2 separate regions of the Homo sapiens genome follow, and region 2 is linked to region 1. The links are chromatin contacts, found by Hi-C or POLR2A ChIA-PET in ENCODE. All regions are on one chromosome and are shown on one strand. Each heading gives the region's core, a stretch centred on a gene start or an enhancer-like site at or near the end of the contact. The rest is flanking DNA. Distances are from core to core; before and after follow the strand shown. Region 1 overlaps C1orf116 (chromosome 1 open reading frame 116). Region 2 overlaps LINC02942 (long intergenic non-protein coding RNA 2942).

The links. A loop is a pair of places that touch in the nucleus more often than their neighbours do. ChIA-PET counts read pairs that join two places held with the same protein, here RNA polymerase II (POLR2A).
Region 2: a loop to region 1 is called in a map of PC-3, with 2.7 times the contacts of the local background. The contact joins two enhancer-like sites. A Hi-C loop is called at or near these places in 1 of 168 maps with a recorded cell type or tissue (PC-3). POLR2A ChIA-PET finds 5 or more read pairs at or near these places in 1 of 52 experiments (MCF 10A).

Annotation. Positions count from the first base shown.
Region 1 is chr1:207,022,999-207,028,134 of GRCh38, reverse strand. C1orf116 (chromosome 1 open reading frame 116) reads left to right here. Exons shown (of 4, transcript NM_023938.6): 2 at 456-641; 3 at 3,071-3,248; 4 at 4,655-5,136. The coding sequence starts at 537. Among named protein-coding and RNA genes, the nearest start is that of C1orf116, 7.2 kb to the left of the region's middle. Within about 2 kb of position 2,519, at least 13 of the 41 ENCODE cell types and tissues checked have a DNase peak (open chromatin) inside an H3K27ac peak, as active enhancers do; they include PC-3, where a contact is called at or near this core.
Region 2 is chr1:207,308,445-207,313,668 of GRCh38, reverse strand. LINC02942 (long intergenic non-protein coding RNA 2942) reads right to left here. Exons shown (of 4, transcript NR_186170.1): 4 at 1-5,202. The region is part of intron 1 of LOC107985251 (a long non-coding RNA gene); the gene reads left to right. Among named protein-coding and RNA genes, the nearest start is that of CD55, 11 kb to the left of the region's middle. Within about 2 kb of position 3,833, at least 14 of the 41 ENCODE cell types and tissues checked have a DNase peak (open chromatin) inside an H3K27ac peak, as active enhancers do; they include PC-3, where a contact is called at or near this core.

The DNA.
Region 1 (5,136 bases), core at 1,270-3,769:
TTCTCTCATTTAATCCTTATACTAACATTATTTAATGAGGAAAAACAGACTCAGAGTAATTTGCCCCAAGTCACATAACTGTAAATGGCTAAACTGGGATTTGAGCCCAGACCCAACTAACTCCAGAACCCAAGGTATTGACGCCTGTAATATTTATTGCTTATAGTAATGAAAATGTAGATTAAGCTCCTTGGTTCAGAGAAAAATGTAAGAGAAGTAGTAGAAGCTTCTTTCTGACTAGACTGCCTCTCCACCAACTAAGTCTGTCCTTCTGCATGTATTTAAGCCAGCTTCAGGGTCCTTCCATGCAGGCCGGGGGTGTCGGGCAGTGGCTGTTCATGCCCCCCTTCCAGCTCTCTGCTTGCTTGGTGTCCTTCCCGCCATGCCGCCCAGGGCCTGGGCAGAGCCTTGCCGAAGCCTCGGCTCATGTGTGGCTTTGATTCTTCTCTTTTCAGGCCCGGCTTGGGACATTGTTCACTTCCCCTCGCTTCCCCTCTAGAAGCCCCCTTTGCCATCCCTGCACCTTGTTTCGGGTGATGCCCGAGAGGGAGCTGTGGCCAGCGGGGACTGGCTCAGAACCCGTGACCCGTGTCGGCAGCTGTGACAGCATGATGAGCAGCACCTCCACCCGCTCTGGATCTGTACGTAATACTCTCCCTCCCGCAACCTGGTCTGCTCTCTGCACACCTGCCCTGCCCTGCCCTGCCCTATCCTTTCCTGCCACCCATCCTGGCTCACTGCACCTTCTCTTTCATTGTTGGGGAGTGATTCACAACACCAGTGGGTGCTTTCTGCCTGAGTCAGCCCTGGCTCTATAGAGAATAGGATGGGACGACCTTAGAGAGCAACTGGGCAAATGAGACTTTTTCCGCCGATTTTCATTAGGTTGGGGGTTGGGTTGAGCAGAGAGAGTAGGCCTGTAATCTGAGGTCATGGTGGAAACCAGAACATAGATTCTTGTAGCACATGGATTATTGAAGTTCTCTGCAATGAGCAGCATTACTTTAGTCTCTTACAAAGATCAAAGAAAATAGGTAATTAGGAGCCTAGGTTCTGGAACCAAACAGATTTAAGTTCTCTACTTATAAGCTGTATGACCTTGGGCAAATTACTTAATTTCTCTAAGCTTTAGCCTCCTCAGTTTTCAAATGGGATACTTAGTGTTCATACCCAATTCAATTTGTGGGGAGTAAATGTGATACAGGTAAAGCACCTAGCATATGCCTCTATATAGAAAAGAATCAGCCTTTCTAGGAGCAGAGACTGAGAATCTTCCAAAGTCACTGTGTTTAGCTACTTGTGAGTGGCATTTAATAAACTGTAATTTTTCTGGGCATGAATTTAAATCTCAGTTGTTGTGAGGCTGGTGTGAAAGAGTAAATCTGTGCTGCATCCAGACGCAAACATTTGTTGTTCATGCTTGTCACATACATAAGAATCATAGAGAATTTATGCTTTTTTGCATTGTATCCTATAGAGGTATTTGAAAATTTAAGGGTGTCTACTGAATGTCAAGATGTTTAAGACAACCAGTGGATTTTGATATGTAAAAATAGAGTAGAGAAAGAAACACACATGCACAAATCCAAAGTGCAGACAATCATACAAATTTCATTTTGACCCTAGATAATGGGGCTGTGGAGACGTCTTTCTATGTCTTTTAGGCTGAGGCCAACGTGAATAGTCACATAGCATTGGACACAGAATGTGACAGGGATTAAAGGTTTTCAAAGTGAATCATTCATGAAGGAGAAACTCAGAGTCAGCTTATCCTTGGCAAGGCTATTTTAGGAGGAAGAGGACAATAAAGATATTTTTCTTCAAGAAACTCTTGGCGTCAGCTTCAGAGCTTCCAGGGGCTATATTTGGGGCTTGCTTTAACATGTAGGCCCACATGCGAAAGGAAGTTCCAGAGGCAAATGGAAGGGTTATTCTGCAACCCTCTCCCCTCCCTCCAGGATATTTTTAGAGCTGTCTCAAAATCTTTCCTGGCCATCTGAGTGGGCCTGAAGAATATACAACTCTGAAGTGTCCCAAATATTAGGAAAAGGGCTGGAGATGCCAAGAAGAGACTTGGCCCAAATTTCTTATATTCCAATTTGCCCTTTTGTTTTCCCTTCAACCTCCTCTGTGGAAGAGCAACTATTCCAGCAAACTTCTAGCCCCATACAACATAGACAGTAACTGTCTGAGATGACCATTATTATTTTCTTCCAAAAACCTCTATGTACTCTCTCATAATGAATATGATCTACTTTAAGATCTACTTAATATTTAATACTAAGCTGCTTTTCCCTCCTCCCATACCATCCAGTTTCTCCACCAACCTCCCCCTTTAAGTTAATATTTGCTTTAGAAATGCACACTTACTTGAACATTAGCCAGAGCCAAATGTCATCAAGAAAGTAAATGTACAAGGGGAAAAATTCCCGTATGGAATGCATTTCAAAGTCAAGTACAAATCATTTAGTACATTTATCTGTGGCCAGTCATGCCACAGTTCCTACTGGCCTGGCAGCTCATAGCTGGCTTCATTTCCTGCTTTTCCTCATACTGCCCTTGACATACCAGATCAAGTATGCAGAAGTACTTTTAAAAGTTAAAAGCAATACCACTGAAGTTTCAGGTCAAATTGTTATGTTGCACTTCTTATTTGGAGCTAAATCAGAGGTGCTCAAAGTGAGATGTTTGACAAAGGCTGTCAAACATTGAAACTTGGGACTGCTTCTAATCTGTGCCCCTAAGCATTCAAGCCAGGACTGAGCAAAAGAAAGGCCCCTGCCATGTGCCTGCCCAGCTCCAGAGCTGGGCGCTAGTGGGCCAGCCTCCTGACAGACTCTGCCCTCCCTGGTGCCTACAGTTTCAGGAGGCAACTCCAGCAGCTTTGCAGAGTAGCAGGAGGGAAAGGTTTCCAGCTCTTCAGCATTCCTTCCTCTCTGCAGGGTGGTTCTCAGGCCCCGCCAGTTTCTGCGGAGGGAGCGCTTTCTCACAGCTCTCTCTCCCTCTCCTGTTCTTCTTCTCGCCCTCCCCCCCGCCTCCCCGCCCCCGCCCCCAACCCCAAACCCAACAGAGTGATAGCAGCTACGACTTCCTGTCCACTGAAGAGAAGGAGTGTCTGCTCTTCCTGGAGGAGACCATTGGCTCACTGGACACGGAGGCTGACAGCGGACTGTCCACTGACGAGTCTGAGCCAGCCACAACTCCCAGAGGTTTCCGAGCACTGCCCATAACCCAACCCACTCCCCGGGGTAAGGCAGACCCTCTGGGGTGGAACCCCAGCAAAACCCAGAAAATCAATATGTCCCCTCCGGCCACTTTCTACCTCGCCTGCCCTCTACCCCAAGGGTCACAGGCAGAAGAAGGTGTAGCCACACTCCTCACCACTCTCCTGGCTAGAACAGAGCCTTGTCCCTGGAGGGAAGGAGGGACCCCTGGCAAGCCAGCTTCCTATGTCTGTCTATGAAGTATCAGAGCTCTAGAAGGGAAAGGGGTTTGACCAGCTCCCATTCTCCTGTGGAAAAATTCTAAAGAGATATGACCGCAGAGGCGGGGGAGGGAGTCAGGGAGGGCTGGGTGGTTGGCTCTGGAGAGACTGAGTCAGTCTAGAGAGCTAATCTGGGTGACACAGAGGACAAGGGTAGGAGAGATAAGGAGAAGGAAGGGCTCCCCAGCTGCAGTGGGAAGTACCTCAAGGCCCTCGTTAGAGAGCGTGGAAAGCCAGTGGTATTCAGGCTCAGCAGAAGGGGAACAAAACAACACACAAGTGTGGCCATGACTGTGGGGCCACATGTCCCAGGGTGTGAGAAACCTTTTACTCCTGAGGACAGTCCCGCTGGTATTGGGGCTGCAGTTTTGTGTTGTTTCATTTAGCAAATATTTATTAACAAGTAGTTAGACCTTCCCTGGAGCTAGAGCTATAAATGGGGACGTAGGGCTTTCCTGCTCCATGAGGCTGATTCACTGGCCCAGGGGGCCTGATGTACCTGCCTAGCTCACTGGAAGGAAAGGAGTCACTTTCTGGTGTGGGGACACTATGGCTATTACAGAATTATCCACATGCTCATAGAAAGTGCAAGTAGAAGGCAGAAGCCTGGTTGAATCAAGAGCAAATCACTTATTCAGAGGCTTGCATTGGGCTCAGTTATCTGGGAGGCCCAAAATAGCTAGAAGGAACTGTCCCAAATTTATCTCCAACCCTGGTGCCTCTGTAGAAAACTGGGGAGAGGTCAAGTCAATAACTTAGAGCAATCAGGGGTCACTCTCTTGCCGCCCATCATGAAAAATTAATTCTCAGTCAAAAAAAGATATGCTATTATTATTTGTAGAAATGGGGGTCTCTTATGTTGCCCTGGTTGGTCTCGAACTCTTGGGCTCAAATGATCCACTTGCTTTGGCCTCCCAAAGTGCTGGGATTACAGGCATGAGACACTGCGCCTGGCCCTGGATCTGCTATTACTGATCTATTAGTCTAAATGATATCCAGACAAAAGTGCTGCTCTTGTAAAAGCAAAGAAAACAAGGCAAAATAAAACCCATTCATTGCTAGTTTGGGATCAGAGTTCAGGAAGTCATTGCTTTCCCCTCTGCAGCAGGGCCCTCACCTCTGTCCACTCTTTTTCTGTCCACTCTTTTATGTTCTTTCTGACCCTCACAGGAGGTCCAGAGGAGACCATCACTCAGCAAGGACGAACGCCAAGGACAGTAACTGAGTCCAGCTCATCCCACCCTCCTGAGCCCCAGGGCCTAGGCCTCAGGTCTGGCTCCTACAGCCTCCCTAGGAATATCCACATTGCCAGAAGCCAGAACTTCAGGAAAAGCACCACCCAGGCTAGCAGTCACAACCCTGGAGAACCGGGGAGGCTTGCGCCAGAGCCTGAGAAAGAACAGGTCAGCCAGAGCAGCCAACCCAGGCAGGCACCTGCCAGCCCCCAGGAGGCTGCCCTTGACTTGGACGTGGTGCTCATCCCTCCGCCAGAAGCTTTCCGGGACACCCAGCCAGAGCAGTGTAGGGAAGCCAGCCTGCCCGAGGGGCCAGGACAGCAGGGCCACACACCCCAGCTCCACACACCATCCAGCTCCCAGGAAAGAGAGCAGACTCCTTCAGAAGCCATGTCCCAAAAAGCCAAGGAAACAGTC
Region 2 (5,224 bases), core at 2,584-5,083, 280 kb before region 1:
GTGGGCTTTGGCAACAGTGAATCAACTGGGTTATGTGTCAAGAATAGCACAACCAAATACACCTTTTCTCGTTTTGCCCCCTAATTTTGTCAATCAGTTTGAAGTAGTGTTAACCATGGATGTGAAATAATTTGAGCCCATAAAGAACAATATCAATGGGCTTTGCTGACTTGCAAAACACTGAGTTGTTATATATATGAGAAAATTGGCAAAATCACAAAACAATTATAAGCATATTGCATTAATCATTTGATGTGGATAGTGTAACCTTGGTTGTTTACTATATTCTGAGAGACACAGTGTTGAATCAGAATGCTCACCAATTAACAAGCCATCCACAGGAACTTCTGATGCAATTTCCCATGAAAGGAGAACCAAGGAGATTCTTTTCTCCATACTGTTTGATCCCAGCCTGTTCTCACTGCTCCATCTGAAGAGCTAGTGATAGGTTCTCAGAGCTAATGAGGTAATTTTATGGATCTTTTCCACATCACCTCTCACCTGCTCAATGAATCCCCACTAAATCTTGTGCCAGGATAATGTGGCAGACAGAAATAATGACAGCAACAATTTAGATGAATGTAGGACTTATCATCTCTGGGGAGTTTTTCACTAATATCTCACTTAATTCTCAGATCCACTCTGTGAGATAGGTGTTATTATTAACCTCTAAATGAATTTCAGTGATTCTCTAACAAGTCCAAAGTCATACACCTAATAATAATCAGGGTAAAGCATGAACCCACATCATCAACTGCAGGTTTTGTGCTTGGCCCATCACACCACCCACACTTCACAATAAACTACAAAATAAAAAGCAGATCCCTGCAAGCACCATATTTTAAAGGGTGTTGTGTATTTGGTCTGCTCACTCCAAGCACCGGATTTTTACTTTGTCAGTGGGTAATGTAATTGCCCAACAGATTCTTCTTGCCCACTGTCCAGATGGAACTGATTTATCCAGATGGGAATTACAGTAGACAAAGTTTAATACATGTAGAGCTGGCTAAATTGGAGACTGGAGTTTTATTGTTACTCAAATCAGCCTCCCCAAAAAGTCAGAGGCTAGGATTTTTGTAAGACAGTTTGGCGGGTAGGGAGCTAGGGAATGGGGAATGGTGATAAATTGGGTCAGGGATGGAATCACAGGGAGTCCAAGCTGTCCTCTTGCATTAAGTCAGTTCCTGGGTGGGGGCCACAAAACCAGATGAGCCAGTTTACCAGTCTGGGTGGCACCAGCTGGTCTATCAGAATGCAGGGTCTGAAAAATGCTTCGAACACCAATCTTAGGTTTTACAACAGTAATGTTATCTATCAGAGCAATTGAGCTTAGGAATCTTGTGATCTCTGGTTGCATGACTCCATAATTCCTAATCTTGTGGGTAATTTTGTTAGTTTTACAAAGGCAATCTGGTCCCCAAACAAGGAGGGGATTTGTTTTGGGGAAGGCTGTTATCATCTTTGTTTCAAAGTTAAACCATGAGCTAAATTCCTCTCAAAGTTAGTTCAGCCTGTACCCGGGAATGAACAAGGACAGCTTGGAGGTTAGAACCAAGATGGAGTTGGTTAGGTCAGATTTCCTTTACTGTCATAATTTTCCTATGTCATATTTTTCTCACTGTCATAATTTTTGCAAAGGTGATTTCAGTAATATAACTGGCTCAGATATATCTTTGTAATAATGTCTACAGATTCCATTAATTCAGAAATTTAAAAGAATAAGGTGCATTAAGAGAATAATTATACCCATGCTTCAGAATTTTACCAGTTAAGTTAAAATACATGTAAATAAATTTAAATGCAATATAAAATACATTCAAGTGTAGATGTAACGATAATGTCATTCTGCGGCCAGGTGCGATGGCTCATGCCTGTAATCCCAGCACTTTGGGAGGCTGAGGAGGGCAGATCATGAGGTCAGGAGTTCGAGACCAGCCTGGCCAATATGGTAAAACCCCGTCTCTACTAAAAATACAAAAATTAGCTGGGCATGGTAGCGGGCGCCTGTAGTCCCAGCTACTCAGGAGGCTGAGGCAGGAGAATCGCTTGAACCTGGGAGGCAGAGGTTTCCGTGAGTCGAGATTACACCACTGCACTCCAGCCTGGGTGACAGAGTGAGACTCTGGCTGGAAAATTAATAAAAACTATAATGTCATTCTGATGTTAATTACTAAACACTTGTTATGCCTGCTTAGATATTTTCTGCACTATAGTTACTTCCCATATATCATTATCAGTTGTCCTTCAGGGACAGTGTGGTTAAAAATAATCACTCTGGTGACTCACTAAGGTTTTGCAATTTAACCATTTCATGCCCTCTTAAATAGAAGTTATGTTTAAACTGTTTACTTCTTTCATTCTCCATTGTTTTTCTTAAGATTTTTAGCTGGAAAACCGGCCTGAGGAGGTAATCCACAATACAGAAAATTGATTTTGAGCAAAGAGATATTAGGCTTATATAAACAGAGATTTAGAATGTGCTTAAATATCCAACTACACAGGAATGGTTAAAAACCTTTTAGTACATATATACACATTATTAAGTATTATGCAATTATTAGTTATGTATACAAATAAATTTGTAATGGAATATGAAATGTTTTATTAAAATGTTTAAGCAAGGCCAGGTGTGGTGGCCCACGCCTGTAATCCCAGCACTTTGGGAGGCCGAGGTGGGCAGATCACAAGGTCAGGAGATCGAGACCATCCTGGATAACACGGTGAAACCCCGTGTCTACTAAAAATACAAAAAAATTAGCTGGGTGTTGTGGCGGGTGCCTGTAGTCCCAGCTACTCAGGAGGCTGAGGCAGGAGAATAGCATGAACCTGCGAGGCGGAGTTTTCAGTGAGCCAAGATCGGGCCACTGCACTCCAGCCTGGGCGATAGAGTGAGACCCCATCTCAAAAAAAAAAAAAAAAAAAGTTTAAGCAAGAAGAAAATTCAATTGTAACTGTGTATTAACATGGAAACAAAGTTATTCAAAGAAAAGACTGAAAAATGTTTTATTAAAATGTTTAAGCAAGAAGAAAATTATATCTTCTATATATAATATGATAATCAATTGTAACTTTGTATTAACATGGAAACAAAGTTATTCATAGAAAAGACTGAAAAAAAATAACCAAACTAAGGGTATGTGAATAAGTTTGCTGATTTTTTTCTTTGTATATTTTTTCCATATTGAGCATGCTTTATTGTTACATCTAGAAAGCTTTACTTTCATTTTAAAAGAAATCCTGCCAGCCAATTCATAATCATAATAGTTAAGTATTTGATTATGCTATGTTGTAACTTATTGAAACCTAGAAACTCATTTTTTCAAAGCAGATACTCTTACTTGAACTTTTTGAAATTTAATTCCCTTTTAATTATATCTAGCCTTTGTAGTTTGAAAAACTTTTCTCCTTGGTAGAAAGATAAAATGCAAATTGTTTCTGTAAGTCCTTGTGGGACTTCTCATCCAGGATCCAGCCAATTCCACTCTCACTTACCCCAGGCTAGTTTGAGATTTTGATAAATCTTATCCAGACTGCCACAATAAGCCGTTACTTGTTCTCTTCCTGTCAGCTGATTACATGTACAATGTCCAGATTAAGTGCACATGCTCAGCAATCACTTCCCGTTTTCACAAAATAAAGTCCAAGCTTCTTAGTCTGCTTTCAAGGCCATTTATAATTTGTTATTAGGCCTTTCCTGCTTTGATCTCACAGGTTTTATTTGTGGATGAACAAAATGTGCTATGCTCTAGTCAAATTACCTTCCTCGCTGATCCCTGGCATGCTATGGTTACCACCTCTGCGTGTTGATTCACTTACAAGGAATGCCCTCCCCAGCCAGCTGGTCCAATTAAATGCTTCCTTGGCTATCAGTCTGAAGGGTTTGCACTCTCTTCTGATCTCCTAGTGTAATACAGCAATTTCCCCTAAAGTATGCTTGCATTAGTTTGTGACATCTCTTCCAGTATTATGTTGAACTCCTCCTTAAATCATATAAGGTTGTTTAGCTCTGTTTCTTCTTCCCCTCAATTAGATTATAAAGCAATCTGAGACTCCCTCGCCTTCTGCTTGGACTGGAATCCTACCTCCCTCTCTTATGAGCTCCATGACCTGGACAAGTTACTTCATTTTAGTGTGCCTCAGTTTCCTCATTTATATAATAAAATGGAGATAATAATGTCTATCTCATAGAATTAAAAGAGATAATATGTAAAGAACTTGGGACAGTGCCTACTGTACATATAACACCAATTAAATATTAACTGCCATAACTTATTAGAAGGTATTTTAATGTAAGGATTATGTTTCATATTTCTTTATATCTTCCACAACAGTTGGAAAATTTTACTAGGGACTGATGAGTAAAGATTTATATATTTGTTGACTGTTTTATTAACAAGATTAACTTTTGTTAATAAGACTATCCCAAGCAGGCAAATCTTGGGGACTTTATTAATACTCTATGATGTATCAACATTGTATTATGTGCTGTGCATACATTCTTTTACTAAGCATTCACAATAATTCTTTTCCCACATGGCTTTTATATGTGGTTTTAAAAATTTAACTTTAGACTATGTATGCATATGCATGTGTACAGGCAATTTAAAAAGCCAAATAGTACTTTAAGGAAATGAAACAGTAGTTCCCCAACCCAACATCCCTCCAAAAAGTAGAAATATTCAGTAGGTATTATCTGTTGACTTCCTGTTATGAAGATTTTAATTTAACTCTCTTAACACTCCCACATCCTTCCAGCATAATTAATTGCAGTTTGAAATTAACATTGTATTTATTGTATTGGTACTATGTAAAAATTGTTAACAAGTTAGCATGTAGTGTATTATTAATTTCCTTTTTTGTACCAAATTCTTTATACTTTTAGTTGGTAATTGCCTGATTTTGTTGTTTTCTCATTTTTTTAATGTACCTTTTGCTAACTTTGCACAGAACCATATACTTCCTTGAAACATGGTCAAAAACTTTAGACAAACTGTGAGTTCCACTTTTTTCCTTCTTCTTTTCAGAGTACAAACCTCTTGTAGTTCTTCATTGTCATTCACCAGTCTGGACTTTCTGTTACATCATCCTGAGAATTACCTTGCCTCTTTAGTTATTATTGTTGGATGCCTGGCTTCTTGAACTCTTGTCTTCCTTTTCTTATATTTCTCCGCATTTCGAAGGTGTGTATTCTCCAATAGCTTCCTGGAAAAAAAGGGGCATGGGG